Linked DNA regions of Homo sapiens: region 1 is linked to region 2. A link is a contact called in ENCODE Hi-C data. All regions are on one chromosome and are shown on one strand. The core of a region is the stretch at or near the end of the contact, and the rest is flanking DNA. Distances in the headings are between cores, read along the strand shown. Region 1 holds the start of AGBL3 (AGBL carboxypeptidase 3). Region 2 holds the start of CHCHD3 (coiled-coil-helix-coiled-coil-helix domain containing 3).

Region 1 (4,911 bases), core at 1,874-4,373, 1.9 Mb before region 2:
AAATGAAGATGTACTTCTAACATAATCTGTCCGTTATAACTTGAGTCATACAGTCAATACATTTAAACAAATGACAAGGTAAATCCTTATGTTAAATATAAGATAATCACCACTTTCATTTATTATTTTCTAATATAAAATAGGCTTACCTAAAACAAACCTGAAAAGTTTGAACTCTGCAAGTAGATACAGTTCTCTTTCACAATCTACTAGAATAATCATTCCCTATATTATTCAATCTGACTTTTTAGTTTCCTCATCTTCTTTTTTATCCATTCAAAGTTTTATGCTAAACAAAAACTATATGAATAGGTTCAAACCTGTTAAAAGTGCACACCGATGAAGATCTTCACTTACAAATTTCATGAACATATCCTCATCCTAAAATAAGAATTTAAAAATATTTCTCTTTTAAAAACCAACAGTTTTCAAATCCAGAATTTTTTTACATCTATTTTAGTACTTGGGATTGAGTATATGTCTTTAACCTTTAATAAACGAGAAAATTAAAGGATTATTATCAGCTACTGGTCTCAATGCACCCAACACTTCAAATATCCTGAAACCTTAAAGTTTGCATCTTTCATTCCTCCTCTTCCACTGGGTGTGGTCATAATAATGACTTTATGGAAGGAATAAAGTTTAAAGATTCTTGATAAACCCGGGAAAACTATTTAAATTAAGAATAAAATTGGCCGGGCGTGGCGGCTCATGCCTGTAATCCCAGCACTTTGGGAGGCCAAGGCGGGTGGATCACCTGAGGTCAGAAGTTTGAGACCAGCCTGGCTAACATGGTGAAACCCCGTTTCTACTAAAAATACAAAAAAAATTAGCCAGGCATGGTGGCACATGCCTGTAATCCCAGCTACTCGGGTGGCTGAGGCAGAATCGTTTGAACCCAGGAGGCAGAGGTTGCAGTGAGCCGAGATCGCGCCATTGCACTCCAGCTTGAGCAACAAGAGCGATCTCAAACTCTGGCTCAAGAAAAAAAAAAAAATTAAATTAACAAAAAGAAAAACACAGAAAGCCATAAATCCTTTAAATAGCTAAAGTAAGCTTTAAGAGCTTATTTCGGGACATTAGTTTACATACATAATTTATACTTTAATAAAATTTGAAGGAAATCTCGCAGCCTATGTAGTAGAAAAAGACTAAAGAATTTTAAATACTACGTTTTTCCCCCTTTTTCTTCTTCCATGTCTCTTCCTTTATGACATCAGAGCCACAATAAACTGTTATGGTGATACACAATAAGGTTAGAACACGGTGGTTCTACTATGATTCATACTACGATGTAACACAATCCAATCAGCACATAGAAGAAAATAAGTGGACATCAATCCTAAAACTAAAACCCTACTAATAATTTCATATACAAATTTTAATAAAACCTAGAAGAATCTTAGCTAAAATATTTTCTCAAAAAAAATACAAATATAGTTTCTCTTTCTAGACAGGGCATAGTGTTCCCAGTGATAGCTTAGCTTTTTCAGCCAAATTATTTCCCAACTTCAATGACAATAATTTAAACATCCAATTGATTTTTATATCCAATTGATTTTATAATATTTTAATTGGGGATTTATATAATACAAATTTTATCTCCAAGTAAAATAAAGTTGAGAAAAACATACCGATTCATCTTCATCACTGATTGTTCTGTCTGAATAGTCTTCCTTTTCTGAATCTTCTGACATCTTTTCCAGTGTTTGACTTGAGATTTCTTGTAATATACGGGTAGGCTGTAAAACAATTTCTAAGGAAATTATATGACAGCTTTTCTTTTCAAGCTGTAGGTGTTTACTACATTAAATGAGTACTCAAAAATATATTCAATTGTATTTAACAGTCACAACAGTCTTCTCTAAAAACTAATTAGAATACAACTAATAAAACCTTCAATTTCAAAGAGTTAAAGGAATTTTCCATGACTATACGAGACAACAACCACAATAAGACAAATCAAGCAAATCATTTAATTAAAAGGAATTTCCAGAGTATACAGCCAAATCATTCACATTTTATATTTACAATTAAATACTACACAGCAAGTTCAGAATGATCCTGAGGCATTAAAAGATAATGAATTTAAAAATTATAGTCACTTACTGAAATGTAGCAATATAATTTTAAGTTTTCTCCTTGATTTTCACTTGACCAAAAGTTCAAGTGACAAGACTTTACATTTTGATTATTATTCTGTAGATACTGTCTGTTCTAATATTCATTTATATTATTCTTATTCTTAGAAATCTAAATAGCTACCAGAAGGTTGTATTGGTAATGACCATTACCATTCTATGCAAGTATCTTCCCATGTGGGTAATATCAAGACCAGGGAATAATCGAAATTTCTTGTCAAGTTCCCATCGTTCTTGAGAGACCAAAGGACTCGACAATTTCAAATCTATTAGTTTACGCCCCTCTCTACAGGAAGCGTGTTTTGGAGCGTGGACTACATATAAGTTAAGTCCAAGCTCTATGGCAAATCACTGCCAATGCCACGGAACCGACTGTCTCATAGATGACACCTTCAGTCCTAAGAAACTGAAGTTTCTGCCTGGGCATCACAACTCCACATTTGGAAAATCCGACTGGCCTAAATTCCATTCCTTACAGGTGCACACAGGGCGCACGAAGTGCTGACCTGCTGCGGATACAGCTCTGGTCTCAGGAAACGGCCCTTATCCACCGGCGCTCCGCGGGTGTCTTCCACCACTGCGGAGGAGGGGCAGATGCGGGCGCGTCCACGCTTAGCCGCGTCCCGACAGTACCAAGGCGTTTTTGGCGGGAAGCACGATGAGGCCACAACTCCGGGCGGCCGAGTTCCTTCCCGCACTCACTCCTGGACACCTTGGTGTGGGGAGGCGCTCATTTTCCGGGGCGCGCTCGCTTCCCGCAGGGGGCGCCCCGCCTTACTTCTGCATACCTCACCGTCCTGTCGGGGCCGGCACCTCGCTCCCACGCGAGTCCTCTGGCCAGGCCAGTCGTCGCTTCCGTGCGGGGAGAATATCTCGGGATCTCGCGATCTCGCGGAGAACCCGGTATCCAGCCGCTAGAAGTAACGCCACTGCTGGAGATCCGCAGCCCCAGCCACACTCCCAACTCTCGTCATCAGGCAACGGGTCCGCCCTCGCGAGACTTCGGACAGCCTTCGGAGATCACCTAGCAACCAGCTCGGAGGAAAGGAGCCTGCGTAGGTTTTGGCTCCAGGAAGAGGGATCCCAGAGGATGCCGGGAACTCGGGGTGGGCCGCAGGGCGGTCAGAGAGGCTCTCAGAGAGGCTTTGGGGTCTGTCGGGAGAATTTAGGAGTGGGGAAGACCGGGCAGCTATTTATTCCCAGTGGTCTGCACTTCGGCTGTTGCCTCAGAGGAGGCAGTAGAGCATGCTGGTTAGGACTGTGCTTTGGAGCCCACCTGACTTTTAACAGTGTGACATTGAACAAATTAATTACCTGGACTTCATGGGTACAATACTTGTAACTACTACTTGGAGATGTTAGAATATTAAAAAGTACGTTGGTCTTGATTTTTTACAGACTGAGTTCCATTCTACACAATTGTGCGATTAATTCGCTTATTCGATTCTGGAAAATGAGGCTTTTCTCCTTAAATACTAAATGGAGAGTCATAGATGAACTAGGGTGAATTCTCAAAATTATCAGCTCAGAGATTCTTTATAGCAATCGTCAGCTAGCATATTTAACACTGTTTTCCTGATGACTGCAAATCACTATATGTAGTCTCATTTAGTTAACAGACGTTATTCATGAACATCCCATATTGATTTTTTCCCTCATCTTTAGCTCTACAGGGTAAGGTAATCTATTTGGAAAAGTTTTCCAAGTACAGCTGAAAAAAAGTCTAGATTTTGATGATATAAGAATGTAAATAAACACTTTTCACAAAGCGTTATATGTCATGAGATTCGTGATATTGTAGAAATGGAGATAATAAATGGTAGCAAGTTTGAAAGTAGAATAAAGGGCAAAGCACTATGGCTTAAGCATGGAAATGGGTTAACATAATCTCTTTGTATTTTGTAAGTATCTGAAAATAGGTGTTTTTGAGGTCAGCAGTTTAAAAGTATGAACCTTCCAGATTAGACCTTGGCCAGAGAATATTAATAGAGTATATCTTAGATCAACCTCTTGAAAAGTAGCTCTTATAGTTGAAGCTTGTTTTATGCCATACATAAATCACTAAAGGTGACATGCACAGAGAAATCTTTATTTATGTAATCTGTTTTTCTGTTGGATTTTAGTCATGGCTGCAAGCCATAGGATGTCAGCTGTACAAGGTAAAACTGAGAAATGGTCTAACCAGGTTATATAAGAAATTAATGGCAGGGCTGAGAGACTTAAGTCTCGTGATTTTTAGTCCAAATAGTTATATTATCACATACCAAGTAGTCCATGGGAAGAAAAATGATCTTAATGCATAATTTTAAAAACTTAGGATTTTTTTTTTTTTTTTGAGACAGAATCTCACTTGCTCTGTCGCCCAGGCTGGAGTGCTGTGGTGCAATCTCAGCTCACTGCAACCTCTGCCTTTGGGGTTCAGGTGATTCTCATGCATCCTGACTAGCTGGGACTACAGGCACGTGCCACCACTAATTTTTGTATTTTTTAGTAGAGACGTGGTGTCACCATGTTGGCCAGTGTGGTCTCAAACTCCTGGTGTCAAGTGATCCGTCTACCTCAGCCTCCCAAAGTACTGGGATTACAGGTGTGAGTCACCGTGCCTGGCCAAAAACTTAGGAACTTGGCAAAACTTTGAAAATGATATTCATTCATTATTTTATTAACAACTTTTTTCTTTTTAAAGACAGCTCTGTCACCCAGGTTGGGGTGTAGAGGCACAATCATAGCTCACTGCAGACTCAAACTACTGGTCCCAAGAGATCCTCAT
Region 2 (4,807 bases), core at 2,103-4,602:
ATATATTTGGTTGAAAGAACTCTACTTAATATTCTAACTGGAGATATATATATATATATTTAAGACAACTAGTGGTTTCTTCATCTCTCTATTCTCTCCAAGGAACGCTTTCTTTGTACTTGGTTATTTTCGTAAGTGCTTGTTGAGCATGTGTGTTATATAGAACCTCCGATATGCCCTATATATTGGGGTAATAAGTGAGAGTGTGTTTGTGGAGGGGAGGGTCCCCAAAAAATGAAAGTCATAATTCCTTGGAGCTTTAGTTCCCAGTAGAAGAAAGAGTTAGGCTGGGCATGGTGGCTCATGCCTGTAATCCCAGCACTTTGGGAGGCTAAGGCAGAAAGGTTGCTTGAGCTCAGGAGTTTGAGACCAGCCTGGGCAGCATAGTGAGACCACAGCTAGGTGTGGTGGCACACACCTGTAGTCACAGCTACTGGGGAGGCTGAACTGGGAGGGATTGCTTGAACCTGGGAGGTTGGGGCTGCAGTGAGTCGTGATTGGGCCACTGCATTCTAGCCTAGGCAACAAAGCAAGACCCTCTCTCTCTCAAAAAAAAAAAAAGAAAAAAGAAGGAAACTTGAGAACAAGTACAAAGTAGCACGTAGTCTCATAACTGCAAAGTAACATAGTACAATTTTAAAAGAATATAATGATGAGATGTAATCAACACTCTGCTACTGACCAGGGATATAGAGATTAAAAAGACATAGTTTCTGCTCTAAAGATTCATACAGTAAGGTTGGGAGCGGTGGCTCACGCCTATAATCCCAGCACTTTGGGAGGCTGAGGTGGGAGGATCATGAGGTCAGGAGATGGAGACCATCCTGGCCAACATGGTGAAACCCCATCTCTACTAAAAATACAAAAAAATTAGCTGGGTGTGGTGACACGCACCTGTAGTCCCAGCTACTCCGGAGGCTGAGGCAGGAGAATTGCTTGAACCTGGGAGGCGGAGGTTGCAGTGAGCCAAGATTGCGCCACTGAACTCCAGCCTGGCGACAGAGCGAGACTCTGTCTCAGAAAAATAAAAGATACATACAGTAATAGATCAGCACATAATTGGATTCATACAGTAATAGATCAGCACATAATTGAAGCTCAAAAATGCGACTGCATTGTAGATGCCTTTGGCATAAGAGAATGCCATGGTGTGTTGTGGCCTGCTGCTTTTAATGTTGAGAGGGATTAATTGAAGAATAGTACCATCATTAACCTAATTTCTATTGAGAATCATCTGCCTCTGTAAAACTAAGGTCATATGGCTAAACTTATGTGTAACAGTGTGTTTAGCAAAAAAGAAATATGTAGATGAATAACCTAATAACTATGTACTGGTCTCGTAGAGGTGAAATGTTGAACTATTAATAGGAACTTTCCACAATAGATCATCTCAACTTTTCTGATGTAGTTTTAATTCCTCCACTAATTTATGCCATCTTTGGCAATCACTTAACTTTTCTCTGCCTAACCCTATTATGGCCTAACTTATGTAACTGAACTAGTAGTAGAAGGAGACACAAAAGTGGAAAGTAAATTCTCTACATACTTGGTGCAAATAATTTATTCTATGAAGAAATGTATTTTCTCATAGACAGGTTTGAAAACCATAGTACTTAAAATTTTACTTTACAAAAAGAAAAAAATACAGATACTAGTTCATGAGACAAGAGACATGGACCAAACACACGTTTACGTTTTTTATTTTTTTATTTTATGGCTACTACTAAAATGCCACCATTCATGTACTGCATAACAGTGTTTCAGTCAAAGAAGAACCTCATTTCTGGCAGTGGAATCATAAGATTATAATGGAGCTGGAAAATTCCTGTCTCCTAGTATTTACTATACTATGCTTTTTATCTTTAGGTTAAAGTGCATTCTTTCTACCTATATAAAAAAGTTAACTGTAAAACAGCCTCAGGCAGGTCCTTCAGGAGGTGTTACAGAAGGTGCTGTTATCATAGGAGATAGCTCCATACGTGTTATTGCCTCTGAAGACCTTTCAGTGGGACAAGATGTGAAGGTGGAAGACAGTGATATTGATGATCCTGACCCCGTGTAGGTCTAGGCTAATGTGTGTGTGTTTGTCTTAATTTTTAACAAAAATGTTTAAAAAGTAAAAAGTAAATAATTTCAAAAATAGAAAAAGCTTATAGACTAAGTATATAAAGAAAGAAATATTTTTGTACAGCTATATAGTGTGTTTGTGTTTTAAGCTAAGTGTTATTAAAGAGTCAAAAAGTCACAAAAAAAGAAGTTTATAAGTTTAAAAAGTTACAGTAAGCTAAGGTCAATTTATTCTTGAAGAATGAAAATATATGAAAATAAATTTAGTGTTGCCTAAGTGCACAGTGTTGATAAAAGGTACAGTACTGCATAGTTGCGTCCCAGGCCTTCACATTCAACTCCCCACTCACTCACTGACTCACTCAGGGCAACTTCCAGTCCTGTAAGCTCCATTCATGGTAAGTGCCCTATAGAAGCATACCATTTTTTATCTTTGATTTTTTTTTTAATGGAATGCTTCAGAAATTCATGTGTCAACCTTGCTCAGGGGCTGTGCTAATCTCTGTATTGTTCAAATTGTCCTAGATGTGTTGCCAAAGCAATCACTTTTACACTGTTTTTGCTGTAGCTTTTCTATGTTTACATATATTTGTACACACAAATACCACTGTGTTACAATTGCCTACAGTATTTAGTACAGTGACATGCTGTACATCTTTGCAGCCTGGGAGCAATAGGTTACACCAAGTAGCCCAGGTGTGTAGTAGGCTACACCATCTGGGTTTGTGTAAGTACACTCTATGATGTTTGCACAACCACAGATATCACAGGGTCACCTAACGAGGCATTTCTCAGAAGTAGTCTTCATTAAGCTACCCTACGACTGTAATGAAACGCTAAGTTTTGAGCCAGGAATTTGTGTATAGAACACTAGGAATGGCTTCATTAGTATCATGCATCTTTTTCATTAAACTGTGAGTCCCTTTGAGAGAAAGATTGTGTCTCTGAACTTAGTGGCCTAAATTTCTAGAATTATGTCTTCAAAAAGTTGCCCAGTTAGGCGTCTCTGGGGAGTCAAAACCACAACTCCCAGAATGCCGTGCTCCCTTAGCGCGCTCAGGCGCGGGGAGAGAATGTCCCATCACCCACCGCGCCAGATCGAGACCACAGTTCCCACTACACCCAGGGACTCCGCGGAAAGCTATCAAACACCACCTGTTGCCATAGCATCCGGGTCGGGTGAACCAATCCGGGCGCCCTCGCCGAACAGAGGCGGGCAGTTCGCATCGCCGACCAACCTGAGGCGTTTTTGTTGTGGCGCGTGACCGGAGGAGGCGGGAGCTCAGGACCGGCGCCTTCTCCTTGCTTCTGGGGGTCGTGGCCTTGCTCCCGCTGTGCGGGAAAAGAATCCAGGCCCTTCCACGCGCGTGTGGGTGCGGGGGCCCCGAAGTGCTCGTGGTTCCCCGCTAGGTCTCCGCTGGGGCAGGAACCGGAATCATGGGTGGGACCACCAGCACCCGCCGGGTCACCTTCGAGGCGGACGAGAATGAGAACATCACCGTGGTGAAGGGCATCCGGGTGAGTGCCCGTGGACGGGCGGAGGGCCAGTGGTTGGACTCGGACCCCAAGGCCCCATCTTCTCCGGACCCGCTCAGCCTGGGTTTCTCCCGTCCTGGACCCTAGCGTATTAAGGCCAGAAGCCCAGGTGTCTGGGAAGAAGCCTAGAGTTTCAAGACGTGGGACATTCATTCAGAGATAGTTCCTGGTTGTGCCAAGTGCTAGGCACTGCTGGGGCGGGCGGGGAATGCCAGGTTGAATTATACCCTGCAAGGGCTCACAGTCTACTCGTAACTGTACTGCTCCCTTGTTGCAGGACCGTATTTGAAACCCATACCTCGGTGTACTTGTCTGTGAAATGGTTTTCCTGGGTTCAGGACCCAAACCCTGCTTTTCCACTGTGCACACCCTGTCTCCCAGGGTGAATTGGCATTTTAAGGATTGCCTTTGCTTTGTGTCATTTAGTGCTCTCCCTCTGATAACACCCCCTCCTCCCACCCACTCCCCACACCCTGTCATCCTCCCTCCCAGCCCCACAGTCTTTTCTGACCTGCCTGGGGCGGCTTCTGGCTTCTCCCTGCTTCACTTTCACTTGATATCTCCTCTTTCCCAGGCGCCTCCTCTGTGACCTGCTGCGCCGAAGTTTTGGATTAGGCCCAGTTGCTTCAGGACTAGTGTCTGCCAGTCTGATAGGGGCTGAGATGGGTTTGCAGTTTTTCATACCAGTAGAAGTAATGTAGTCATTTCTGACCAACGTTGTAGAGCACTTTTTTTTTAATGCCCTTTGCATGCACCTGATACATAAACTGAAAACCTGGTTTTTCTCTAGGGTGTCAGTATACCAGCACTAACTTCATTAACACACTCTCCGCTGCGCCTGAATTTGGAGCCTCACATTTTTGGACGTATGATGCCTGAACCTAGTAAATAAAGCAATTTTGACTTCAGAAAGTTTTATAATAATTTATATATTTTTTTCTGTTATCAACCAGCGTAAATAAATTACATTTGTAAATTATTTTTAACAGTTGTTACCAGGAAATAAAACTTCTTAAATATTTAAAATGTTTAAAAACTTTTTCTTCTGAAACTGTTACCTTGAGAATAATTTATTAAACTTTTCTTCATAGAAACTCAGACTGTCGAACTCAGTTTTTGGTCTGTGACCAGTATTTCTTTATATCATGCTAATTAATGGTAGTACTACATTTTGTAATAAAATATCTGAGGCTGTATTCTTTGA

The links. A loop is a pair of places that touch in the nucleus more often than their neighbours do. Pooled maps may share reads with other maps.
Region 1: a map of CD8-positive, alpha-beta T cell shows a loop between it and region 2 (14-fold over the local background). The contact joins the promoter of AGBL3 here to the promoter of CHCHD3 in region 2. A Hi-C loop is called at or near these places in 2 of 168 maps with a recorded cell type or tissue (CD8-positive, alpha-beta T cell and naive thymus-derived CD4-positive, alpha-beta T cell) and 9 of 50 pooled maps.

Annotation. Positions count from the first base shown.
Region 1 is chr7:134,984,720-134,989,630 of GRCh38, reverse strand. AGBL3 (AGBL carboxypeptidase 3) reads right to left here and starts at 3,123. Exons shown (of 17, transcript NM_178563.4): 1 at 2,930-3,123; 2 at 1,635-1,756; 3 at 321-381. The coding sequence starts at 1,697. RefSeq lists enhancers at 2,432-2,691, 2,772-2,911, 2,922-3,221.
Region 2 is chr7:133,080,635-133,085,441 of GRCh38, reverse strand. It overlaps CHCHD3 (coiled-coil-helix-coiled-coil-helix domain containing 3), which reads left to right and starts at 3,352. Exons shown (of 8, transcript NM_017812.4): 1 at 3,352-3,585. The coding sequence starts at 3,505. It also overlaps the pseudogene RNU6-92P. RefSeq lists enhancers at 3,070-3,179, 3,390-3,569, 2,985-3,619.